2 separate regions of the Homo sapiens genome follow, and region 2 is linked to region 1. A link is an interaction called in ENCODE POLR2A ChIA-PET data of the cell type or tissue named here. Cell type or tissue: MCF 10A. All regions are shown on one strand. Links, peaks and the distances in the headings refer to the core of each region. The heading gives the core; the rest is flanking DNA.

The links. ChIA-PET counts read pairs that join two places held together with the same protein. Peaks named below come from ENCODE experiments on the same cell type or tissue, not always from the same donor. Only the 100,000 strongest peaks of a DNase experiment are listed, where the experiment ranks them.
Region 2: POLR2A ChIA-PET joins it to region 1 with 5 read pairs; 2 of 35 experiments call an interaction of 5 or more read pairs at or near these places.

What each region holds. Positions count from the first base shown.
Region 1 is chrX:22,126,807-22,132,596 of GRCh38, forward strand. All of the region lies in intron 11 of PHEX (phosphate regulating endopeptidase X-linked), which reads left to right. Among named protein-coding and RNA genes, the nearest start is that of PHEX-AS1, 43 kb to the right of the region's middle. In MCF 10A, for the core only: no CTCF peak of the experiment used is centred there; no DNase peak of the experiment used is centred there.
Region 2 is chrX:22,244,418-22,248,417 of GRCh38, forward strand. It overlaps PHEX (phosphate regulating endopeptidase X-linked), which reads left to right. Exons shown (of 22, transcript NM_000444.6): 21 at 916-992; 22 at 3,434-4,000. The coding sequence ends at 3,536. All of the region lies in intron 8 of PTCHD1-AS (PTCHD1 and PHEX antisense RNA), which reads right to left. Among named protein-coding and RNA genes, the nearest start is that of CBLL2, 26 kb to the right of the region's middle. In MCF 10A, for the core only: no CTCF peak of the experiment used is centred there; a DNase peak (open chromatin) is centred at 2,404.

The sequences.
Region 1 (5,790 bases), core at 1,791-5,790:
AGATCAACCAAATGAACTGTATTTTTATAGTGTGGATCCATAAAATCTGAAATAGTTGTTTTTTTTTTTTTTTTTTTTTTTTTGAGACAGAGTCTTGCTCTGTCACCCAGGCTCGAGTGCAGTGGGGTGATCTCAGCTCACTGCACCCTCCACCTCCCGGGTTCAAGCGATTCTTGTGCCTCAGCCTCTCGAGTAGCTGAGATTACAGTTGCCCGCCACCATGCCTGGCTAATTTTTGTATTTTTAGTAGAGACAGGGTTTCACCATGTTGGCCAGGCTGGTCTTGAGCTCCTGACCTCAGGTGATTCGCCCACCTCGGCCTCCCAAAGTGCTGGGATTACAGGTGGGAGCCATTGCGCCCTGCCCCTGAAATAAATAGATATTTAACAAAACGTTGCTTTGCCTAGAGGGCTCTTACCCTGAATATGGCAGATTTTACCAAAATAACACTTGAGTTAATTTTTATATGTTATATTTTGACCTTTGACTGGCTCTAAATAAATATTTCCTATGGATAACTTCACCTTAAGACTTCCACTTTAAGGGATTTCTATTAATGTTATATGCTGCCTGGTTGAGGTGTGAGGTCCAAGTTTGGTGAAGAAATACTATTTCTCTATTTTTTTCTTATTTTAAAATTACAGCAGGTTTTTGACTTGACTGAAGGCAATGTTATTATGTGATGCTGTAGAGTAGTCTAAAGATAAAAATCAGAAGTGTTCAGTGATTTATCTTCCTAGTTCCAGCATGCTAAAATAATTATTTCTCTTATTTGCATTGACATGTCAACCAATGAAATTAATCACCTTCAAAGATTTTCCTTGTTCTTGAAGTCTGCTGGGGTAGTTCAACACCATTTCACAGAAAATGTTATACAATAAATCTGTAAAGTCTGCCAAAAAAAAAAAAATTGAGAACCTGAGGTGGGGGATGGTGTGGGGAGTGGAGGTGCCAGAGAAGACAAGGGCAAAGAGCAGCTGAGGCTCATGGGAAAAAAAAAGTGATTTACCCGCGTTTTGACAAATGTGAGAGGGCCACAAAGAGTGAGTTACCGAAGTGTGGATTCAGGGAAGACAGAGGTGGTGGGGGCAGGGGAGGAGGTGGAAGAAAAGGCAGAGGAGGGAGGAACTGGCATGTGAATAAACTATTTGTCATTTTTCACTCTGGCAGTGGGCTGAAATGTTTTTGCCTCTTTTTATTTTCATTTAGAATGCCAATCAATGGGTTACAGACAAAGAGCTTTGAAAACCTTTTCTTATTTATTTATTTAGAGACGGAATCTTGCTCTGTCGCCCAGGCTGGAGTGCTGTGGCGCGATCTTGGCTCACTGCAACCTCCGCCTCGCGGGTTCAAGCAATTATCCTGTCTCAGCCTCCCAAGTTGCTGAGGTTACAGGCATGTGCCACCACACCTGGCTAATTTCTTTTTTTGTATCTAGTAGAGACGGGGTTTCACCATGTTGGTCAGGCTGGTCTTGAACTCCAGACCTCAGGTGATCCAACCGCCTCAGCCTCCCAAAGTGCTGGGATTACAGGCGTGAGCCACTGCACCCGCCCTGAAAACCTTTTCAAAATGCATTAAATTTTAATGAATTTGATAGCCATTTTAATGCCTGGGAGATGCTGGACAGGGAGGGTCCTATGAAACCAAGCTGCTTAGAGAGAAGTATCTGGAAACACTCAGCCCCATTTTAATAATAGCCACATACTCCATAAAAATACCTCAAAGAGAACAGGAGCAAAATGACCTTAAGATTCATCATAGGAATCCAAAAATTCCAAAATTTGCTGAAGATCTTTTTAGCTTGGAGAGTGCTTATTTTTTTGATAATTTATTTTAAAACCTAATAAAATGTTTTGCTTTTGTACACCTTGTCCCAAATAAATATTTTCTTTGGACATATTCAACTTTTTATTATTTATTGGGTGCTTTCTATTATTGCTACATCCTGGCCAGGGTATTGAGAGGGAACCTTTTATTGTCCTCTTTGTCCCTATCTGTAAATATAGTAATCCCCCCTTATCTGAGACAGATACTTTCCAAGACCCCCCCCAACCCCCGCCCAGTGGATGAGACTGGGGATAGTACTAAACTCTATATATACTATGTTTTTCCTATGCATATATAACTATCATAAGGTTTATTTTATAAAGTAGGCACAGTAAGAGATTAACACCAATAACTAATAATAAAATAGAACAGTTATAATGATATACTGTAATAAAAGTTATGTGAATGTGGTCTCTCTTTCTCTCAAAGTATCTTATGGTATTGAACTCATGCATGTACTTCCTATGATCTGTCTGATAACCAAGATAGCTAGCAAGTGACTATTGGGTGCGTATATACAGGGTGGAGATGCTGGACAAACGAAGGGTGATTCACATCCCGGGCCAGACAGGCTGGGATGGCATGAAACTTCATCACACTAATCAGAATGGTGTGCAATTTAAAATTTGTGAATTGTTTATTTCTGGAATTTTCCATTTAATATTTTCAGAACACAGTTGCCCATAGGTAACTGAAACTATGGAAAGCAAAATCGTGAATAAGGGGGTACTACTGTACTTCTCTTCCTAGTAATATGTTCATGCTGCCAGGATGCACATAGCCATGTGCGAAGAAATATAATTTTTTAGATAAACCTCCCTTTAAGCAGAAGGTCTCAATCCTATTTCATGGAGAAAAGACCCACGTTTATACTAGGACTCTCTCAACCTTCTACATCTAATCTTTAGATTCTTCTGCATGCCTGCCTATCATTTTAATCTTCTCTCCTCTCATAAGTCTGTCTCATATCTAAGGTGAATCCTTCCATATAGTCTCTGGATCCCATCACCTCCTTTGCCCTCTGAGACACCACTCATGGCTTGCTTTGTCCCATATTTTCAGTCTCTTCCTTTTCGCTGGATCCTTTCTATTGGTATTTAAACATAGTCAAATCTCTCAGCTTTTCAACAACAACAAAAACAGTAGGAACAGCATTAGCAAGCATATGCATGAAACCCAAACTCCAAACCCTCAGACCCTTCCCTTAACCCTACCTCTACTTCTCTCCTATCTTTGCTTTTTCTCCTTCATAGACAAACTCAATTAATTTGTCCAGACTTGCTGTCTTCGCTTCCCACACACTCTTCATCCCACTAGTTTGGCTTCTGTCCCCATCCCTCTTTTTCTTCCAATTTTCTCAGTCTTATTGAATGACGGTGTTTGCCAATATCTTTCTGAAGCCTAGGAATGAATCTGACTCTCTCTACGTTCCTCACTTTCCCACATAAAATGAGTCACCTGTTTCCATTGGTTTGGTCTCTAAATCTCTCCTTTGAGTCCACCCACTTCTTTCCCTCCCCATTGCCCCTCCCTAATTTGGGAAGATATAATTTCTTTTTCTCTGTGAACGTGATGGGCCAGCCAATGCATGTTGCTACATGATGAGTCCCTAAAGACTTAGGGCCAGGTGTGGTGGCTCACGCCTGTAATCCCAGCACTTTGGGAGACTGAGGCGGGTGGATCACCTGAGCTCGGAGGTTCGAGACTAGCCTGGGCAATATGGTGAAAGCCCGTCTCTACTAAAAATACACAAAAATTAGCTGGGCATGGTGGTGCATGTCTGTGATCCCAGCTACTTAGGAGGCTGAGGCAGAAGAATCGCTTGAACCTGGGAGGTGGAGGTTACAGTGAGCAGTGAGCCAAGATCATGCCACTGCACTCCAGCCTGGGCGACACAGTCAGACTCATTCTCAAAAAAAAAAAAAAAAAAAAAAAACTTAGGCATGCTGATAGGCAAAAGATCTAGTCCCCGGAGATTTCCTTGTCATTTTAACATCCTCCTGATGTGGGTTTTCTGTTTGAAATTGTGACTTATGCATCTCTCAGTTGATTCCCTTTCACTCCCTGGCATTTCTCTCTGATTTTGGGAGGGATCCTCTGTTGTTACTAGAGGCTCTGAGCTCTCCACTGTTATTTTAGCTCTTTGGTCAGGTCCTGGCTCTGGTCCTCATTAGCTGTGTCAGCTTGAGCAGATCATAGACTCCTTGACCCTTAATTTCCTTATCTGTCAAATAAATGGTTTCCCCTGGTCTAGTGGGTCTCAGCCCTGACTGCACATTAGAATTACCTGGGGAACTTTTTAAACCCTCCCAATGCCCAGGCTGGACCTCAGAACAATGATACTAGCATCCCGATGCCCACGACGCAGGATTTTTTATTTTATTTAGAAATTTTTTGTCAGTATTATTTTTTTTTTCTTTTGAGACTGAGTCTCGCTCTGTCACCCAGACTGGAGTGCAGTGGTGTAATCTCAGCTCACTGTGACCTCTGCCTCCCGAGTTCCAGTGATTCTCCTGCCTCAGCCTCCTGAGTAGCTGGGATTACAGGCGCCTGCTACTACACCCAGCTAATTTTTTGTATTTTTAGTAGAGACGGGGTTTCACCATGTTGGCCAGGCTGGTCTCGAACTCCTGACCTCAAGTAATCTGCCCGCCTCAGCCTCCCAAAGTGCTGGGATTACAGGTATGAGCCCCTGCGGCCAGCTCTCAGTATTTTTTAAAGTTCCTCCAAAGATTCTAATGGGCAGACAAAGTTAAGAACCACCGACTTAATGATTTTTAAAGGACCTTTTGCTCTTTGCTCTTCTAGCAGTTTGTGTTTTATCCCAAGTTGAAGTTTCTCTTCTTTTAATGTTTTTACCAAGTTGGGAAGAAATAGCTGTGAAGCTCCCCCGACCCCCTTCCATCTGCTGTTTGTTCTTATTTACATATGATGGAACCCAGCCCACTGATTTATAGCTCTGGTTCCCTCACAACTGTTATTGAACTGAAAACATAGCTGAAAACTTATTAAACAGAAAAAACTTATTTTGAGCTTCATGCTGACAATTTATTATAGAACCAAGGAAACATTTCAACGTCTTTCCTTCTAGAGTTAATGTTAACAATTGATTTACAACCCCATGCTCTCAAATGAAAAAGTTCATTCTGGGGCCAAACCCAGTGTTTTTTTTTTCTTGGGTGTCCCATTGAGAAAGCCAAAGCATCTCTGCAGGAGAACTGGATTTCGAGGGGTTTGTATCCATGAACAGGCAGGGCCTCCTCACATTGCTGCCGGTGGCCTCTAATGTGACGTGTCAGTAGCCCCTTTCCTCCAGTCCTCTCTTCTGGTCCACAGACACCGGCAGCAAAGCCAGGCACGTACATCCTCACTATGGGTGTGGCCTCACTGTTCAAATGCTTTGCGATAGGTCTTTCAGAAGTCCACCTTTCGGTAGCAGCCCCCTTTAGACCTACCATTTTATTTTATTATTATTTTTTTAGAGACAAGGTCTCACTCTGTCACCCAGGCTGAAGTATAGTGGTACAGTCATAGCTTACTGCAGCCTCAAACTCCTGAGCTCAAGTGATCTTCCTGCCTCAGCCTCCTGAGTACCTAGGACTACAGGTGCAGGCGCCACCATGCCTGGCCTTTAAAAAATAATTTTGTTTTTATAGAGATGAGGTCCTCTTGTGTTGCCCAGGCTGGTCTCGAACTCCTGGCCTCAAGCAATCCTCCTGCTTCGGCCTTCCAAAGTCCTGAGATTATAGGGGTGAGCCACTGCCCCTGGCCTATACCTACCCTTTTAAATTGGAAATAACAAGACTTTTCTGAGCTGCCAAGGAGTAGAGAGGAGAGTAGGAAGATGATATAGAAGAGCCGAACATTTAGTTTAACCCACGGAACTAAATCTGGAAAGAACTGGGGTCCTGACATAAGTGTGATTCATATTGGTGAAGTGTCCTTTGGGGTGCTAAGTCT
Region 2 (4,000 bases), core at 1-4,000, 120 kb after region 1:
GAATTTAAAGTATAATAAAAAAAAAAATACAAAAATTAGCTGGGCGTGGCGGTGTGCACCTGTAATCCCAGGTACTTGGGAGGCTGAGGCAGGAGAATCGCTTGAACCCAGGAGGTGGAGGTTGCAGTGAGCCAAGATTGCGCCATTGCACTCCAGCCTGGGTGACGGAGCGAGACTCCATGTCAAACCAAACAAACAAACAAAAAACTTGGGTTTTAGAGTCTATATCTTGGCATGTGCTTCTGTGGATACCACAGGAGTAGAAAAGACATACGAGGATATGTGCACTGGCCGTTAGTGTAGCATCTTAAATTGTTCTTAAGGCTCTTAAAACTTCTGTCAGGTTTTAAAGCTTCTGCCAGGAAGTAACATATATTACTTCTGCTTCTGCTCACACTTCATTGGCCAGAACAAGCCATATCGCCATGCCCAACTTCAAAGGAGATGGAGAAGTGTACTTCAGTCCTAGGCCCAGACTAGGGTGAAGCGAGCAAGGCACTCAGGGGCAGACTACTAACTTCTCATCACCATCCTCAATAATGGGTGGCTGACTCATTTTATTGATTTGAATGAGTATGGTTAAATTTGAGAAGGACTATTTCAAACATTAAATTCATTGAATGAATACACTGGTCGATTCCTGGGCACATATACGATTCTCTTGATTTAAAGCACTTGTCTGGAAACCTTTCTCACTTACTCAAATTGTGAAATTATTCACATTGATAAAACCTTCTACTCTGGGGATCAGAATAATAGATGTTATTACAGATGACGGTTTTATTTGATCTTCTAAAACTGTTTGTCATCCATTGGTTCTAAAATTGTTCCTCAGTATAATTTGGAGCAGTTAAAACAGCAGAAAATACATAATTGGAATGAAAGCTCATTTGTTGGGATGCTTTTCTCTTCTAGGTGAGGTGCAATTCCTACAGACCAGAAGCTGCCCGAGAACAAGTCCAAATTGGTGCTCACAGTCCCCCTCAGTTTAGGTAAATGGGCAAATGGGTGACGGCAGTTTTTAACTGTACATCTCCCCCCTTCCTCCCCCACCCAGCCATCCAAGGGCTCTACCAGATAGGTGATCTGAAAAAAATCCCACATTGTGGACGTGTGATTTCCATTTTGCAGCCAAAAAATATCTGGCCACACGGAAACTAAATATCTTCTTTCATTAGTAGTAAGCTGGTTTAGTCAGCACTCTCTCACCTGAATTTCTGCTGATGGTACCTGTACATATCTAGTCTAGTGCTACATCAAGTGCCAGTGAGACTATACAAGACTCCAGAGGTAATTCGGAATCCGAATCATAGCTTTAGTATTACATCCCATTATCTTCTAGTTTTTGAAAGAGTCTCAGTAAACTGCATTATTGGACTTACTCAACTGCTTACTTTTTTGTCCAAAAAAATAGCCTTTATTGTCTTAGGAAAGGATGAGATTTGATGTACTCTGCCTTAAAACACCTAGCGCTCTGGTTTATTTTGTTTTAAAGAATATCCCCTTTAATACCTCTTGTTCTTTCACACAGTCAACCAGCAAACATGAATGAATGGCCACTTTCTAAATAGCTCTGAACACAAAGGAGGATACAAAGTATTATTCAGCAATTATAATTTATATCTAGAGTTAGAGAGTCTACATTTTGGCTTTCAGGTGGGATCATATTTTGAAACGGTAGCTTATACAAAAAAGGAAAAGGATTATGAATTGCAGTCTTATTTGTCAGAATGTATAAAACATTAAGTACAAATAAAATTAAAAGTTAATATTACTCACCCTGTACTCGGTCGTACAGGTTGACAGAAATTTTCTATAGTACCGGAAAGATAAGTATGATGAGAAACCCAAAAACCATAATAATTTATATGTATTCATTCTTTGTTTAGGGCATTATATCTGGATATCTTTATATTTAATGTTTAAACAGATCCATTAGCATATTGCAAGAAAGCCATCTAAAATTTCTTCTATATGTTAAAATCTTATTCTTAAGATCTTGCCTTAGAAATGCTTCAGAAATTGACTATAAATTACCCACTAGCATAAAAATCTAATCACTATGTTGGAAATTTCTCCCCCACTGGGCTAAACTGTCATGAAGGCTGACGGTCTCGAACGTACTAAAATGTGTTCCCACTGACCAATGGTGCAGATGAACTCACACAGTAGATTAATTACTCAACAGATAAGTTTTCAGAAACTTATTTCCTTTAACTAGTTGCCTGTAATGTTGAATTTTACAGTGCATGCTTACTAATTATCAACTGTATTCTATCTTTAACACTTGCCTAGGGTGAATCACACTATGAAATATGCATCCCTACCCATATATTCAGCTAAAACAACAAGAGGTTATGAGGATTTTTTGGATACAGTCCATTACATTTATGCAAATGCCCGTAGGTAACAAAGTCATTAGGGAAGAAATAGTCAGGGACTGAGAATGCTGAGTCTCTAGTCAACCCTTTGAACACGGAGTTGAGTAAGAAATAGAAGGGGGGAAGTTTTTTGTGTGTGTGTGTGCTGGCTTGTTACTGAGGTCTGCAGTAACTATAGATTTTGAGTGCAGCAGAAATCACACAATGGCAATACCACTTCCAAAAGGCAGCTACAATCAAAGTGCTGAGTAGGAATCCAGTCTTTGCTGTAGTTGGAAGCCTGTAAGAATGTGACATATTGGAGCTAACTCCAGTGAAGAATTATCAGTAATAACTAGATACCATTCATTAATTGACTGATTGTTGCATTAATCAAATTCTGGGCAACTGTGAGCTTCCCATACCTAACACTAATTCAGAGAAAATGTTTTGCAGATTGAATGAATTCTTTAAAAATAGCTGGAAATGCAACAACATGGATGACTCTTATAGACATTATATTCAGTGAAAGAAATCAAAGACCAAACAGTACATACCATGGATTCCATTCACATGAAGTTCAAAATCAGGCAAAGCTATGGCAATAGAAGTCAGAATAGTAGGTTATCTTGGGAGATGCTGTTGGTATGGAACAGGCAGGAGCCTTCTGGGTGCTGGAATGTCTTGATCTGGCAGATAGTAATATGGGCATATACACACAAAAACTGGCAAGTCCTACGTTTAATATTTTGCATACTTTATGTCAGTTATACTTTCCATAAAGTTTTTAAAAAGTTAGAAAAACTAATATTGGTGATGATACAGTTTTAAAAGAATTTTGAAGACTGTTCGAAGAGTAATAGGGGCATGTGCTTGGCATTCAGGAGATGCTGGATCTAGTCTGTTAATTTTTTCTGGAAATTTACTTAATCATTTTGGGCTTTAGTTGTCTCCCTGTAAACAGATTAAAAGAATGCCAACCTTCTTTCTAGCAATATTCTGCTACAGTTTTATACAGAACCTGTTGATGTGCAAGAATTATATGACATATGCTTTGACATATCGTTTTTCAGGGTCAATGGTGCAATTAGTAACTTTGAAGAATTCCAGAAAGCTTTTAACTGTCCACCCAATTCCACGATGAACAGAGGCATGGACTCCTGCCGACTCTGGTAGCTGGGACGCTGGTTTATGGCATCCTGAGACAGTTGCACAGTGCCAGCGGAGGCTGCACTGAGCCTTCATCGCCCATTGCTTTAGGCCTGGAGACTTTCATTTTTAGTGCATTTTCATTATTTGGGTAGGTGACCTGCTTGGATCTAGACAGCATCTGTTCAAAGTTGTAGGGCTTATAAAGTGGAATATAAGAATGAACTAAGTATGTTTCTTTAGAAAATCAAACCAACAAAAATAAATCCCTAGGCTACTTTTGTTAAAATGCTATCTGCTAAATTGTTGCTATTGTCCATTTTAGGGTGTTGGCCACAGTTATGTGGTACATAGCATTTCAATCTATAGCTTTGTGGGAAGCCTAAATTGATGTATCCTTTAAAAGTTCAATCTATTAAACTTGTAGCCTCTCAATGATGAAGACATGTGCATGAATACCTGGGAGGGCTTGCTGCTCTGTGGAATGCAGT